Linked DNA regions of Homo sapiens: region 1 is linked to region 2. The links are chromatin loops, found by intact Hi-C in ENCODE. Cell type or tissue: mammary epithelial cell. All regions are shown on one strand. Each heading gives the region's core, and the rest is flanking DNA. Links, peaks and the distances in the headings are about the cores only. Region 1 overlaps KCNMA1 (potassium calcium-activated channel subfamily M alpha 1). Region 2 overlaps KCNMA1 (potassium calcium-activated channel subfamily M alpha 1).

Region 1 (8,334 bases), core at 277-8,276, 250 kb before region 2:
GACAAGGATGGAAGCAGCAATGGTGACATTAGCACCCACAGGGCGTCTGCAGGCACTCTTGACTTGGTTGTACAATTTCTAAAAAATCTTTGCTTCACAAGGATCAGAATATGTGGGAGGACAGGGTTGGCGTTGGTGTCGGGAGACATCAGAATTAGGAACTAAAGTGACGTGTGACATAAATTGGGCAGGAGTCCTTTTAAAAAGAATGCAAAAGAAAGGGAGCTTTTTGTACACAATCCACCTCGTGTGGCTAATTGGAGATCTTTGGGGAGATGGTGTGTGGAGGGCTCAATGCTTGTCTGTGCTTGTTAAGGCACTAACATGATGTCTGACCAAAGACTCAGTCCAGAGGCATCTTCCTCTGCTTGGGTGTTTCTAGAGAGTCTACTGCTGGGATGATAAAGCATAATTTTAGTAAGGTTTAACGTAATTATCTTTGGTTTTCAATTCCAGGAGCTCTGAGGACAATCTGTCTTAGCCAGATAGTAATCACTTGCAGCTACACAAATGAGTCTTCCCTCACAACCACCCTAGGTTCATTAAGATCAGACCCAAAGAAAACGCCCTATGCTGGGATCTGTCTTTGCCTAATGGCCAAAAATGAAAGGTGTGCAGCTGTCTTTGGAAGTGACTTATCCATCACCTCTGGATAGTAAAAAGAGCTTTAAAAGGTTAAAAAGATCATAAACCACCAATGATGACCTTTCTCTGAGCTGTATTGCTAATGGACAGAAGTAAAATAACTACCTAGCCTGCTTGTCCACTTGCACAACTGGAGCTGGCCTGCCTCGAGACATAGCTGGTCCAGCAGACCTAGGGAGCCTGTTTTATACATTAATCGGCATTCCTTGCACTTTTCAAAGGGCTGGGTGCAGAGAGCCTGGAATCTCAAACTTGTGCTACAGGATAGTCCTCAGCATTCTGGAGGGGAGGGGCAGCTCTGGCTAAAATTCACTGAGACAAGCCATTTCACGCATGTCTGTTGGTTTAGATTCACTTGTGGGAAAGCCTATAGACTGTCCCCTGATTCATTTATTTGAAGGGTGTAAATACTAGCTACAATTCATCTGGAGAATTCTGGGTGCTTTTTTTCCAGGGTGATGATTTAGTATAACTTCCACGAGAAGTTTAAAGCTGTCTTTCCAAAATACCCAGATGGCCAGCCAAACCATGAATGTGTAAAACTGGTAACAGTTTTGAATGAAAGACATGGATTTTAAGAATGTACATTCTACTTTCTCACTTTCTTTCCATTTGCATCTTATATGTGGATAGAACTTCATTTTTTTTTCTCATTCACTAAGCTCGATTATAATTTTTTAATAGGTTTCACTGTGTTTTATTCCTGGAAATCTATGGACTTACCATAGAGATGGCTTTAGAGATTCTACACTAATTCTCTCCCAAACTAAAACTGAGCTTGCTTGCCGTCTTTCCCAAGGAAGATGGAAAACTCCCTTGTGCTGAATCCACTGATTGGGCCTGCCACCGGACAGAATCTTCGGATATGCTCTCAGAACAAAATGAAGTCATGAAAATGAAAAGTTTCTATATAAATAACCAGAAGGTCTTCTTATAAACAAAGCCTTGCTATGCCAAATCACACAGTTTAGCAACAGAGAAGAAAGGCTAAAGCTGGGATGAGGCTACGACAGTCCTCAGGCAGAATGGGAATAGCCTTGTTTCTAACCTTATGGGCATTTTTGCCAGGAAAAGGTGAGGACAGGACTGAAGTTCCATCCTTGGGATAGACTATTTGCAAGTTCATAAAAGAAACCAGAATCAGAGAGGACTCCCAGTGCCATCTTCGCCAAGGCCTAGAAGGATCACAATTAAAGCCAAAGGACATTGAGATGGTGTAGGACATTAGGGGAAGAGGGTGCATTGGGGAATTTCATTCCTTTTCATCTTCTCACACGGAAACAGAGAACACCAGGATCTACAGAACAAAAGACTGCCTCATAGTAGACTGTAAAAAAAGACACAATCCAAATCCATCTAAAGAGCATTTTATTTCTGAGAAATACAGAGGGACAAAAGGTTAAAAAAATAAAAAAAATAAAAAAACGAAAAGGGAAGGAAGGTGCTGGCTGAGGCATCTGGACTTCTAACCCATCAACACACTCACCTCCACATTAGGGTTTTCTTTCTCTGGGACATACAAGCTTCAAGCCCAAACCTCTTTCCTGAGTCTCAGCATGGAAGTTGGCAGGGTCTGCACCCCACGACATGTAAGAACACCCCTGGAGAGAGATTGGAGAAATAAGACCAGGGGCTTTAGAGGATCTTCAGTTCAATACAAATAGGATCCAGAATCATTAACAGTAAATATTTAAAAGGGGGCTTACCTTCAATGACATGCCAATGGGAGTCTTCCAAACTTAAACAAGCTCTTCTCTTTCTTGGCTCGGGAGAGCTGATGGAGGGAGCATGTGGAATCTTGTCTCCTGACAGCGTTTAAAGGACTCTCCATCTGAGATGGGTGAGGGCAGCCCAGCCTCGCATGTGGGGTGGGCTGAAGGACCTCTGATAGGCTTAAACTTGGCTGATTCCCAGAGACAGGTTATTAAAGGAGATATTTGCTTTGTTTTCCCTGACTGACATTTTGGCCTCTCCACCCAAATGCACAAAATCCTTGGCCGGTGACCAGATGGCTCTGAGAAATTCTGAGTTTAGCTGTGCATGAAATTACCACCATCCCAAGCCACAGGAAAGGAGCACTAAGCTCAGAATTCAGGCACACCAGAGTCTGAGCCAACAGGCACACCAAGCAGGTTTCCTAGTATCAAAGTCTAGTAGCCAACCATGCCAGGGATAGAGTTTAAAGTTCAAAACACTCACACAGTGGACAATAAAGGCAACAAGCTCAAGGCCATTGTCACCAGAGTTGCCAAGTTCACGCCACAACAGAAAATGAGTTAGACTCCAGCTTGTTTCCCAGATGCCATCAACTTCATGATTTGCAATAGTATAGTTGGAACAAATTATTTCCTCAGGGTTGGCACCTGCAGGAATCAGGGCAGAACTGGCTGCAACATTGCAGTTCTAGTCTGTGCCCTCTTCATCCTTCTGCAAGGTCTTTATCATCTGTCACCCAGGCTCACTCTGGAGCACCAGTCCATTCGGCTGGCACCCAAGGAGTCTGCATGAGTGTCCACTCTAGAAGTCCTCAAATGGCCAGGGCCTCCACCTCTGGGGGTCATGATGAACTCCTCCATCCATCTCCTTACCTTCACAAGTCAAGAAGCACCAGCGTGCAATGCTTCAGCTGAATACCCGATTGGCAGGTGAAAGGATAGCATCATGCTTTCTAATCTGACCTCCAGTAAGATCAAAGCATTGGAAACCCAATTGAGAAAAGGATCCTACAACCATAGCAAGAATGGCTCAGACCCTCATCTGTGGGAAACTGTCACCCTCCCAGAAGTTGCAAATTCCCATCAAGTCATCTTAACTACTTGACATCTTCAGTGCAAATACATCATTAGGAAACAGCTCTTTAAAAATAAGTAATACCCAGCAAGAAGACTTGACCTCATATACCTCACCCTCCTATGCCAGCAGACTCAAAATAGCCTTCCTTCTGAGAACTTTCTTTCCCATTTAGAAAATCAGTACAGTACAGCACTAGCTTCCTCCAAAATCTTCTGCACTCAGAAGGTCTTGCAAAGGTTGGTGTCAAGGTAAATAAATGGATCAATGTAAAGGCTCATGATTGTTTATGAAACGAGGGCAAGAAAGTATATTTGAATACTCACTTTGATGAATCTATGAAGTATATTACAAGTGCACCGATGCTGAGAGCAAAGACTAAGACAACCTGTAAAAGAAGAGGAGAATGCCATCACTTAAGAGTTGGACCTCAGGATGTTTGGGTTTTTTGACACATACCGAAGCAGCTTTGAAATACGGTGCCCATTGCCCTTGGGGACCTGCTTGGAAATCTCACCCTCATCCCCAGCCCCCCATTACTGCTTCAGGTTTGGCTCTTCATACAGCAATGGGCAGCAACCTCGCTCCTTGCCAATAGGGGTCAGGGTAGCCTTTTATGTCTCAGGGCACTGGGTTTTTATCTGACCCTGTTATCTCGAAGTCCAGCTTCTCTGCAATTGTAGTTGATAAACTTCAGTGGGAAAAAAGCAGGTGAAAATTTAGGGTGATACAATTTTTAATATTATATGTAGTCTAGGATCTGCAGGAACTCCAATAGAGGAATATCAACTTTAACAGCTTCATTGAGGCATAATTTACATACCACAATATTCACCCATTTAAAAAGTACAATTCATCAATGACTTTAGTAAATCTACTAAGTTATGCAATCATCACTGTAATCCAGTTTCAGAACATTTTCATCATCCCAGTAAGATCCCTCATGCCTGTTAAATCAATCCCCTTTCCCATTTCCAAGCCCCAGACCACACTAATCTACTTTCTGTCACTACATAAGAGATACCAATTTGAAGATCACAAATTTGCTCGTACAAATGTCCGTGTGTGTATGTGTGGACATACATAAAGATATATTCACTGCATGTATGATCTATATGATTAGAACACTTCTGAAATATTTAGGAAAGTAGTTCCAGTTCAGGAAGTCAATTAGGCAATCCATTAGGCCAGTTATGTGACAATCCTTGTCCTACTTTACACTCTTCACTCAAAATTAATCTCCATGGATGGAAGACAGTTTTGGCATCTCCTTCAGTGGATACCTGTCATGCTAAGGTCCATAGAATGAATATGTAGCAGATTAGGCTGACACTGACACTTCTGTCCTCAGTACACATTCTACTTTCTTTAATCTTTCACAGAGGAGACTATTAATGCAAATAAAGGATAGTCAGAAATAAAGAAGATGCTTTCAGCCAACAATTAAGCCTGAGAATAAAAAGTAAGCACCACCATTACACACAATGCCTGGCTGCTAGGTCAACCTTTCCAGGTATGCTAATACCCTGAAGAGACTGCAGGCTGAAGGGCATTGGAAGTCAGTCTCCTCAGTGTCCATCTATTGACATCTCTCAGGCCTTGGCTGGTGGGTAGAGAGGAATCCCAATTTATGTAAAGACTAAGCATGATCAAGCTTTGTGTGTGTGTGTGTGTGTGTGTGTGTGTGTGCGGGCACGTGTGCCTGTGTATGTATGAGAGACAGAATCTCTCTCTTTTACACCCACCCACACACACACACACTCCTGTATTTTTTATGTGTGCCAAAGTGGCTGACAGAAAATGAAATCTGCATGAGATACTCATTTAAAGCATTGCAAAACTGCATGGAGCTCCTGGGGCAGAATGGTGGCTTGCACAGCCCAGAAAATGACCATTAAAAACAATTGGACACTGTAAAAGGAATATGCAGTTTCATAGCAACTGATAAAATCTCCATATAAAGGGAGGTGCTAAAACAATACACCACTGAGGTTTATTTCATTCTGCCATTTAAAAAAAAAAACAACTAAAACATGCTCCAATTGAATGCTGCAGTCTATCAGTAATTATCACCCGCCCAGCACTAATCCCTCTTAGCTGCCTCACCTCAACCCCTCCCATCACACATATTCATTCATATGTTCCTTTCAAAGGTACACACAAAAACAAGCAAACAAAAACATGAGCAGGCCTTCGCTTTTTCCTCTATTATCTAAAGGAGGCAGCAAAACAAAAAGCTTAAGATTAATTTTGATCTGTGCTGCTATTTCTGAGGCATAAGCAGTTAGATCCTGGCCCTGACCTCATTCTCAAAAAGCTGCAAAGAGAAGGGGTGTGGCCAGAACCCAGGAGAAGGGCCTCTTCTCCATTCATAAACAGCTGATTTAAGACTAATCCCTGTCCATTTGGCTCCCTGTGTGTGTATCTGTGAATGCTGAGCATCTGTCAGAGCTGGCTATATAGGCCTATGCCACCCAAAGCCACTGTTGCAGAAAAGGACTGGAAAGAAGCCCTTGCAAATGGCATCTACATCATTCTGTAAGGAACTCAAAATCTAAGACCCCTGCAATGGCAATGATTTCGCAGCATCCAGATGGCCAATGTAGCTGATCCTAATTTGCTCCAGCTGCCTCCACTTGGAGTCAGTGATGGGGACTAATGCATTCCTTATTTAAGCAAATCAGCCAGTGACAGGAGGAGGCCAGGAATCCTGCTACCCTCTGAAGATGAAAACTCAAATATCAGCATCTCTCTGATAGGGTAAGAGAGGGAAGAAATCCAGGAGGGAAATAACCTCCACAGCTCCCTGGCCCTGAAGACTCTGTTGAATGGACATGCATTTGGGTCCACGTATTCAGCTGGAAGGCCTCCTCTCAATGAGATACAGGATAGGCAAACTGCCCCATGATGTACGATGAAATGCTCCCTGGGGAGATGATCTGCCTCTCAGTATTAAGGTAACTGTGCACGTAGTCTTGAAACTTGCTAAATGCCTCTTTATCGTGTCAGGCTTGATCACATTGTCAGCCCAGATCCAGGTGCTGCAGAAAACACATCAATACTTTGGATGTGGCCATGAAAATAGAATCCCCATCAGAGACTTGTCTTCTCTAGGCCCCTAGCAAAGCCACCTTAGAAGTGTCAGTTTAGTCTCTCTCTTTCTCTATCTCTCTAACAAATCCCCATTGTCTGAGAACTCTAAGTTTGAAAACACAAAATGATTACATTTTAGTCTGCATGGTAATGGTATTATTATAGAGCACCCCAAATAGTCACCTAAGTATTTAACATATCCTATACATAAGGCCCAAGAAAAACAGAAGATGGGAGGCCACTTGGAGTCATGAAATATACTCTTTTTTTTTTTTTTTTAGACAGATCCTCGTTCTGTCGCCCAGGCTGGAGTGCAGTGGCGCGATCTCAGTTCACTGCAACCTCTGCCTCCCAGGTTCAAGCAATTATCTTGCCTCAGCCTCCCAAGTAGCTGGGACTACAGGTGCCTGCCACCATACCCGGCTAATTTTTTGTATTTTTAGTAGAGAGGGGGTTTCACCATGTTGGCCAGGCTGGTCTCAAACTCCTGACCTCAAGTGAACCACCTGGCTCAGCCTCCCCAAGTGTTGGGATTACAGGCATGAGCCACTGCACCTGGCAAAATATACTCTTTTTTATAGAGTCATTCTTCTGTAGATTAATCCCATGCTATTATGCAATTAGTGATAAATCATATAGTACAGGTTTAGCCAATATAAAATGAACTATTGCCTAGATGGATCATTAGTAACTGGGTAAAGATAGAAAAAGTAGGGCCCTTATCTCAATATCCTCTCCTTTCCCAAAATGTCCTTCCTTTCTACATAGTACCACTACTCTAATATCTCTTCACGAAGGGCTGAGGCCATTGGGAATCCTTTTGCAAGCTTCTATAGTTTCAGGGACAAGGAGGACAGAAGCCCAAGGGACATGGTAAAATGAGGCCAAGGAAAGCACAGTACCCCAGAAAGCAAAGCATCCCTGCCCTACAGCAGCTGAGTCATAGAATAAGACAATAACCAAGCATGTAACAAAGCATTGTCCCACACAAGGGCTTGGGGGCAGCAGTGTGATACACAGATAATTTGAGCATTGCCTCTTAGGGCACTTCTGCTAGCTTGCTTGAGAGCCTGTCCTGGTTGCTAAACTTGCCATAGTCTGAGCTCAACAAATTACCTCAGCCATCTTGGACAGTATGAATTGTCACCTTCTCAGATTTACTGAAAACACCCATATACTGTGTGGAGATATTGAGTACTCGGTGTGCCAGATTCCTAAAAACAAAAGCAATTTGATAAATGTCATTGGAACAATGGTGTTTGAGTCATCTATTTTCAAAACTCCAAGATCAAACAAGACATGTGTTTGCACAAAAGAATGCCAGGAACACACATACACGGTGTATTTTTTTTTAAGGGCAGGGTGCAGTGGCTCATGCCTGTAATCCCAGCACTTTGGGAGGCCATGACAGGTGGATCACTTGAGGCCAGGAGTTCTAGACCAGCCTGTCCAACACAGTGAAACCCTGGCTCTACCAAAAAATGCAAAAATTAGCAGTTGTGGTGGTGCACACCTGTAGTCCCAGCTACTTGGGAAGTTGAAACAGGAGAATCACTTGAACCCTGGAGGCAGAGGTTGCAGTGAGCCAAGAGTATGCCACTACACTCCAGCCTGGACAACGAAGTGAGACTCTGTCTCCAAAAAAAGCAAAATAAAAAAATATAAAAGTGGGCTGGGCATGGTGGCTCACACCTGTAATCCCAGCACTTTGGGAGGCCGAGGTGGGGGGATCACGAGGTCAGGAGTTCGAGACCAGCCTGGCCAATATGGTGAAACCCTGTCTCTACTAAAAATATAAAAAGTTAG
Region 2 (8,334 bases), core at 33-8,032:
ACAGAGAGGCCCTAAGGCAGCCCCAAGGTCACACAACATAAAAATCTAACAGCAAGAATGGAAAAGAAACTGCCTTCTACCACATTGGGTTGCCATGAAACCTAACAGCTGGGGGCGCCTGGGAAGAGAGAAAAAGTCACGAAGTTTCTTCCTGACACTCCCACTGACAATCGTGATTCTGACACCAGAAATGCCTTTTCTTCATAGCATTTCCCTTACATGGAGAAATACACCTCTTGTCTTGCTTCATTCACAGTTAAATATGCTTAGGAAGACGAGGAGACGGAGGCCCGTACTCTTGAGCCACCCACCTCTGAATCCACCTGCCTCTGGATCCACCAAAATACCTGCCCTTCCTATTTGCCCGAATGCTCTCATGTTTCAGAGCCCTCTCCTCCAGGAAGCCCTCCCTGCAAACTTCATCTTACCATCCCCTTTTCCATCCTGGATACTCTAGAGAAATCAGAGCTCAGATTGAAGCTGAGTCCTCAGACTTTCAGTTGCGTCTGATTTGGAAGGAGAAAGAAGAACCCCCACATCTCTGGCACCCCCATGGACACCAAGAGAAGAACTTCAGTCCATCTGACAGCAAAGCCTGAACTCTTTCTTCACTGAGTTCAAATTTGCCTCTACCACTCACCCACCCTTTGTCATCAGGCAAGCCACTTACAACTCTCCGAGCCTCAATTTTCCCACCTGGAAAAGGGCAATAATAATAATACCTTCCTCCTAGGTTGGTGTGAGGATTAAATAAGATTACATGTGCAAAAGCTCCAAGCACCCACAATAGATACCGAACTGGAAGTCACTATAATAAAACTGATAATGACAACGATAGTGATGGTGATAAATATCATTAGTGTATAATCCATACTTGGACCAATTTGGGTTTTTTGTTCAAGACCGCTCGGTGAGCTGAGTGTGGCGGCACATGCCTGTAATCCTAGCTGCTTGAGAGGCTGAAGCTGGAGGACCGCTTGAGCCCAGGAGTTTGAGACAAGCCTAGGCAACATAGCTAGATCCTCTCTTCTAAAAGAAAAACAAAACAAAACCAAGACCACTTGGCAACTCTATCAAAGAAAGGTAAACAGGTAAGAGCTTTTTGGGTTAAAATGTTGCAGGGATCTGAACTCCCACCCCTCTAGGCCAGGGAAGGAGAATGGGAGTGGTAAGAGACTTCCTAGTTTAAAAATATAACAATAAAATCCATCTTCCAAATAAAAACTGACCTAGTACACATTTTGGATTTTTTTTCTTTCTTCCAAAGCTCTGAGAGTTAGTTGAATCCTTTAAAAAGACAGCATGCTCACCTCTTTCTCCCTAGCACCAATGATTTGGAGAGACAGATCACTTCACTTCTGACATTCTAGATACATCTATATGTTGGGATTCTCCGTCCACCCAGCTAGGGCATTCTATGAAGCCAAGAATTTAGTTCTAAGCTCCCAAAGGAAGCTCTATTTCAAAAAGCCGGGTGGCTTTATTTCAAATTGAAGAGGCCATTAAATTCACAATATTTTGCCAAATGAATTTCTCAGTGATCCTGAGCAATCCTCTGAAGTCAGCTGTCCTTGTGCAGTCATGGGCCCAGCACAGAGCAGGCGTACATACTAAGCACCTGTTCCAGCAGGTAGAGACAGTGTAGTGACTGGGACAAGCCTCTGCCCTCATGGATCCAGCACTCCTTAAACAATTTCTGAAGAAACTCAGGGGAGCCAGTGACTGGTACATTCTCTGTTTGAGCTGCCACAAGTGCTGCGGGATTTTTCAGTGCTGGAAGGGGTCCCCACCATATTAGCAACAAGGTATCAAGTGCCAAACACTGTGCGACATCTTACCTAAGTTTTCACTGGGCATTTTCTGTTTAGTAAGTCAGGCACTGAGGGAGGGAACATGTGACATGTCCAATGTTCAGCTTGGCAAACAGTGAAGAGGGGGTCCAATGGGGGGCAGGGCGCAGGTGGCTGGGATATGGTGCTGGAGGGTCTCTCCACATAGGGATACAATTGGGTAGCATCTCCATCAGCTGACGTGTTCCCAATTGTCCTTTCTTGGTTATCTGCCTGCCTGGCAAGAATGTGTTTCTTACACTGCCGCCATGAGCTTACACTTCACTCACTATACAATTTATTCCACTCACTTTTCACAGTGATAGCAGGTTGCCCATATGGCTTTATCTCTTCTGGAAAGGGAGAGTGAGCATGTCCCTTGCCCCATCACCCTCCAGATATGGTGTCTGTGCAGCTGGCAGGATTGGAACCCAGTTCTGTTTCACTGCTCTTCAAGTGTAACCTTCATCATAGTCTACACCCTGCAGAGGAGAAGCCATGGAGTGGGAAGGCAGTGATGGGGAACCGAGCAACCGAGAGGGGTGCCAGACTAGCCCAGATCCTTGCAAACTTTCCCATGACAGCCCTGAAGGCAGAAAAGAAGAAACTTTTACCTCCTACCTCAGGGAGTCTGGATTAGAATTTGAAGCAAGCCTTCCACAAGCAGACAGTTTCTTTATATATATTTTAAATTTTATCTTTTTATTTTTGTTATATTTTTAGAGACAGGGTCTCACTCTGTTGCCCATGCTGGACTGCAGTAGTGCAATCATAGCTCATTGCACTATGATGCAATGAACTCCTGGGCTCAAGCAATTCTCCTGCCTCAGCCTCCCAAATCACTAGGTATTACAGGCATGAGTCACCATGTCCAGCCAGGAAGCTTCTTTAAATTGTTGCATTTTATCTTTTAAAATATGTATGCATATTTTATTCCTCCTCATGACAAATGTGATTGAATACAAAATAATATTCATTCCCAAACCTTCAAGAAGAACTGGTTCTCCAGGAAAATGTGCCATGATTATACTGCAGCTTCTAGCATTCCCTGTGAGGCTCTGGGCTGTGCACCTCTAATGCTGGAAAGTCCAAATCCAGGAGACTCGGGTCTCCTGAGATTCCTTGGCCATCTGTTCATTCATGCCATCCACTCACTGATTCAGGGCCCAGAGGAGCACCAGGGTTAACGGCTGGCGGCTGAGTCAGCAGCTCTCAAGGCAATCACCTTTTCCACCTACTCATGAATCACTAACCTGCTGCCCCCTTGCTACGTGCCTGGAAATGCATAAATGTGCTTAAAATAAGTGGTACCTGGGTAGCAAGTTTCTCACCAGCAGGAACCAGTCCAAGTGAGTACAGGGCAAATAGCAGTGCGGGGTGAAAATAAAGACTGACTACCACTGGCAACCCTTGGTCACTCTTCATTTATTCATCCAACATTGCTGAATATTTGCCCTGTGCAAGGCTCCATGCCCTGGCAATGGGGGGCACTTGAAGGCAAATAAGAGCTTTACAAGGCTCTAGGAGATGTCACTAGTATTCCAAAAACCCTAACAGAAGATACAAAAGATTAGTGCCATTAGAGAGGAAATGGGGTAGAAGCTTTGGTTGGGGGGAAGCTCATTAGTTAGAGGAGAGAGATGTTACTTCTAACTTAGAACATCAAAAACAGAAGCTTCCTGGCTTTAGCCCCAGGCCATGAAGAATGAGTGGAATTTCAGGATACACAGACAAGAAAGCAGAAAAGATAAAATGAACTCCCACATAAGGCAGGAGATAGGGGTGACTAGTTATGTGGGTTGCAGCCCAGGAACACAGGGAGGAATGATGGAGATCTTTGAGCACCAAGAAGAGAAGTTTGGACTTTTTGTTTTCCTTTGGTTAATGAGGAGCCATGAAAGAGTATTTGTGGAGGAAAGTGAAGTAATTAGCTAACATTTAGAAAGTTTAAGTGGGTAGTAAGATGTATGACTAATCAGAAATGACAGAGTCACGAGACCAGCTGGAAGAGTACTGCAAGAGTCCAAGCAAGCAGCAATGGAAGCCTGAACTAGAAAAGAGACAGCAGCAGTGGAGAAGAGTTGAGCCACGAGGATTTGGCAACTGACTAGAGAAGGCACCAGGAGAAGCAAGTCCCTGAAAACCATGCTGCTTGGGAAAGACCAACTCTTTCTCTCATTTCCTCTTAGGGAATTGTAAAAGGAATTCCCTATCACCATTTAAATTTGGTTAAATTCACCAAAGAGTGATGGGGTGAATCACTCTTTGGTGACTAACCCCTCTGGCTCTTGTGTAGAGCTAATTAGAGTTTCTTCTGGAAGATCTGAAACCACCAACAGTGAGACTCCTCAGATGACCCTGATGGGCAGGTCCATGATTCAATCTGTTTCTTCCAGCATCTCCCCACTGGCTGCAGCACATCTAGGGGTTCAACCTAAGGGAGCCCCCCTACTCTGGGTATGGTTAGAGCTCCTTTCAAGATCATTCTAATATCAAAAGAGGGAATCTTCAAGGAGCCTTGTTGGCTTCTTATACTTAGAGAGAAACCAAGAACACAGTCAGAGTTGATGTTTTTAAATACCAAATCTGTATGCATCTATCAGAGAGACAGAGAGAGAAAGAGAGAGAGAGAGTTAGAGAGAGACAGAGTTTTGAAACATGGAGAGAGGGAAAGAGAGATGTTCCTAGAGAGAGAGAGAGAGAGAGAGAGAGTGTGTGTGTGTGTGTGTGTGTGTTAGAGAGGGAGAGAGACAGAGAGGGAGAGAGAGAGAGAGAGAGAGAGCTTTGAAATATGAAGAGAGAGAGGGAAAGAGAGATGTTCCGAGAGAGAGAGAGAGAGAGTGTGTGTGTGTGTGTTTGTTAGAGAGGGAGAGAGAGAGAGAGAGAGAGCTTTGAAATATGAAGAAAGAGAGAGAAAGATGTTCCGAGAGAGAGAGAAAGAGAGAGAGAGAGAGAGTGTGTGTGTGTGTGTGTGTGTGTGTGTGTGTTAGAGAGGGAGAGAGAGAGAGCTTTGAAATATGAAGAGAGAGAGTAAAAGACAGATGTTCCTATGAAGCCCTCAGCTCCTAACCCTCTCTCTGGCTCAGTGTTTGAAGCCCCTCCAGCCGCCCATGGCAAAACTTCCTTCCAGAGGAGCAGGCCATGCATCCCAGACCCATGTGTATGCTGTCCCCTAAGAATGAGAGCAGTGCTCTGTTTCCCAAATGGGCAGGGGAAGCAAACTTTTGTTTCCATAGTCTATAAAACATTTTTAAATTTAAAAACAAATGCTTTGCAGCCTCTGAATTATTAGTTTTTTATTAAAAATACAAACAGCTCTATGGAACACCATGGGAAAATGAGGACTCTTGCAACTTCGTTTGGCTCCCTGTTAAACAGAATAATGTTCATGAGGAAGAAGGTACTGTTTGTTCCTTAAAATGTTGTATTGCGTACAATGGAGAAGAGCAACGTGGAGATGACTTTCCAATGTGTTCCCTTGAAATGACCTGAGGACCGAATCAGGAAGCTCAGTCTGACCAGCTCAGCAGACTACCCCCACTGCCCCATCCCAGAGCTGAACTTGCAGTCAGCCCTGATAAAAATCTCTGGACTAGAACCAGAGCACCAATATCAAGGGATTATCCATGAACTGACTGTTCTTTCCTGCAGGCAGGCTCCACGCTCCTGGGTGGCCAGAGTGCCAATCAGCCCTGTCCCAGTGCTCTAACGAGGTGCCCATTCACTGCCCAAGAGACAACATGCCCAAGCTATGACCCAGCTCCAAGATCTGAAGGGACCAGACTGCCTTCCTGTTTTTCTCTGCATCCCCTGAGCTCCCTCTTGAAAAGGGAAGGAAAGCTAACAGAAAAGCCACTTTCTCACACACTTTTGGTGAGATTTCATGAAAGCTGCATGACCTTTCTGGAAAGCAACTTGGCAATGTATAGAGAATCTTAAAAAACATGTGCATCCTTTGGCCCAGCAATTCTGCTTCTAGGAATCTGTCCTAAAGAAACAAGTCTGTGATGTAAATAAAAATGGACATATTCAGTTCTTGACTGCAGTGCAACCTGAAACACTGAAAAACTGAAAATAACTCAGAGGACCAACAATAGGGAGATGGTTAAGTAAACTGCAGTGTATCTACTTGGGAAACTAATATGCATCATTTAAAAGCATAGCTTCAAAGAATTATTGATAAAACAGGAAGATATTTATGTATGCATCTAAATGCATAGAGAAAAGAGTGACATAAAACATTCAAATATGAACAGCAATCATCTCTAGGATTTAACTGCTGCTTTCATTTTTATTTGATTTTATTTTGAGACAGGGTATCACTGTATCACCCAGCCGGCAATGCAGTGGCACGATCTCAGCTCACTGAACCGCAACCCCCTGGGCTCAAGCAATCCTCCCACCTCAACCTCCTAAGTAGCTGGGACTACAGATACGCATCACCATGCCTGGCTATTTTTTTTTTTTTTTTGTAATTTTTGTAGAGATGGGGTTTCATCATGTTACCCAGGGTGGTTTCAAACTCCTAGGCTCAAGCAGTCTGCCTGCCTCGGCCTCCCAAAGTTCCAGGATTAGAGGCGCGAGTCCCCCCACTCAGCCTGCTTTGACTTTTATGCTCTTTTTATTGTGGCAAAATAAATATCACATAAAATTTACCATTGGAACCACTTTTCCTTTTTCTTTTTTTTTTCTTTTCTTTTTTTTTTTTTTTTTGTAGAGGTGCTCTCTCCCTCTCTCTCTCTTTTTTTCTTTTTGTAAAGGCATGATCTCACTACGTTGCCTAGGCTGGTATTGAACTAAGTGTCTAGTTCTATAGCACGAAGTACATTCACATTGTGGTGCAACTATCATCACCATCCACGTCCAGAATTTTTTCATCAACCCATGGTGAAACCCTGTAACCAAAAACATCTCCCTATTCCCTCCACCTCCAGCCTCTGGCCACCACCATTCGCTTTTTGTCTCTGTGAATTTGCCTACTCCAGGTATCTCATATAAGTGGAATCACACAGTATTGTGTTTTGTCTTTTTGCGACTGGCTTATTCCACTTAGCATAATGTCCTCAAGGTGTGTTCACCCATGTTGTAGCATGTGGCAGGATTACCTTCCTTTTCAAGGTAGAATAATCACTGTATGTCTATGCCACATTGAACGGACATTTCAGTTGATTCTACCTCTTGGTTACTGTTTTTTGTTGTTGTCATTTTGTTGGGTTTTGTTGTTGTTGTTGTTGTTGTTGTTGTTGTTGTTGTTTGACAGAGTATCACTCTGTCACCCAGGCTGGAGTGCAGTGATGCAATCTCGGCTCACTGCAACCTCCGCCTCCCAGCTTCCAGTGATTCTCCTGCCTCAGCCTCCAGTAGCTGGGATTACAGGTGCACACCACCATGCCTGGCTAATTTTTGTCTTTTTAGTAGAGACGGGGTTTGACCATGTTGACCAGGCTAGTCTCGAACTCGTGACCTCAGTGATCTGCCTGACTCAGCCTCTCAAAGTTCTCGGATTATAGGCGTGAGCCACCATGCCCGGCCCTACCTCTTGGTTATTGTGAATAATGCTGTTATGAAGATGGGTTTGCAAATATCGTTTTGATTTCCTGCATTCATATCTTTTGGTTATATACCCCAAAGTGGAACTGCTGGATCATGGTAATTCTATGTGTCATATTTTGAGGAACTGCCATACTGTTTTCCACAGTGAATGCATCATTTTACATTCCCGCCAGCAATGGACAAGGGTTCCAATTTCTCCACATCCTGTCAACACTTGTTGTTTTCCAACTTTTTTGATAATAGCCATCCTAATGGATATGCATTTTTATGCTTTTATGTATTTTCAGAATCTCCTTCGGGAAGCATGTGGTATGTTTATAATAAGAAAAACAAAAATTAACGTTATGTTTTAAAACTGTGCTAGGGAATGGCTCACTGGATGTTATCCACTTTACTCCTCAATGCTGCTGGGCTAACAGTCCTCCTCCCACCCTCAGCAAGGCACAGCTAAATTCTGGGGATCATTAGTTGTCAAACACCAACTCTATGGCAAGTGGAGTGCAAGACCCTACAACCTTATGGGGCTGATATCATAACCCAATTAGCACAATCCCACTGCTGCTGCTTGGAGGCCTGGTTCTCCTTCCATGAGTGTTGCTCCTTTCTCCCCACTCCTACCCCCCACTTCAAGCTCCAAGCGATGACAGGAGTATAGAAAGGAAAGAAAAGAGATTTGGGGATTCACACAGTCCTGGGGTACAATCGCAGCTCCACAGTTGCTCAGTGATAAGATAAGCAATGTCACCTTCCTGGACCTCAGATTGCTCATCTGCTAATTGGGTGATGGTATCAGGTTCATAAGTTTGTAGGGTCTTGCACTCCACTTGCCATAGAGTCAGTGTTTGACAAATAAGGATCCCTATTCATTTCTGGAATTGTGCATAGCTTCTGCCACAGGAAGAAATACAGCATACCTACTAGTAAATACCACTTAATTGACTGATTGAAAGAA

What was found. A loop is a pair of places that touch in the nucleus more often than their neighbours do. Peaks named below come from ENCODE experiments on the same cell type or tissue, not always from the same donor. Only the 100,000 strongest peaks of a DNase experiment are listed, where the experiment ranks them.
Region 1: a loop joins it to region 2, with 2.6 times the contacts of the local background. A loop is called at or near these places in 7 of 110 quality-filtered maps.

What each region holds. Positions count from the first base shown.
Region 1 is chr10:77,247,434-77,255,767 of GRCh38, forward strand. KCNMA1 (potassium calcium-activated channel subfamily M alpha 1) reads right to left here. Exons shown (of 28, transcript NM_001161352.2): 3 at 3,762-3,823. Among named protein-coding and RNA genes, the nearest start is that of KCNMA1-AS3, 99 kb to the right of the region's middle. In mammary epithelial cell, for the core only: a CTCF peak has its summit at 4,025 (motif pointing right); no DNase peak of the experiment used is centred there.
Region 2 is chr10:77,502,057-77,510,390 of GRCh38, forward strand. The region is part of intron 1 of KCNMA1 (potassium calcium-activated channel subfamily M alpha 1); the gene reads right to left. Among named protein-coding and RNA genes, the nearest start is that of KCNMA1, 130 kb to the right of the region's middle. In mammary epithelial cell, for the core only: a CTCF peak has its summit at 3,100; DNase peaks (open chromatin) are centred at 3,035 and 4,155; H3K27ac peaks cover 3,832 bases.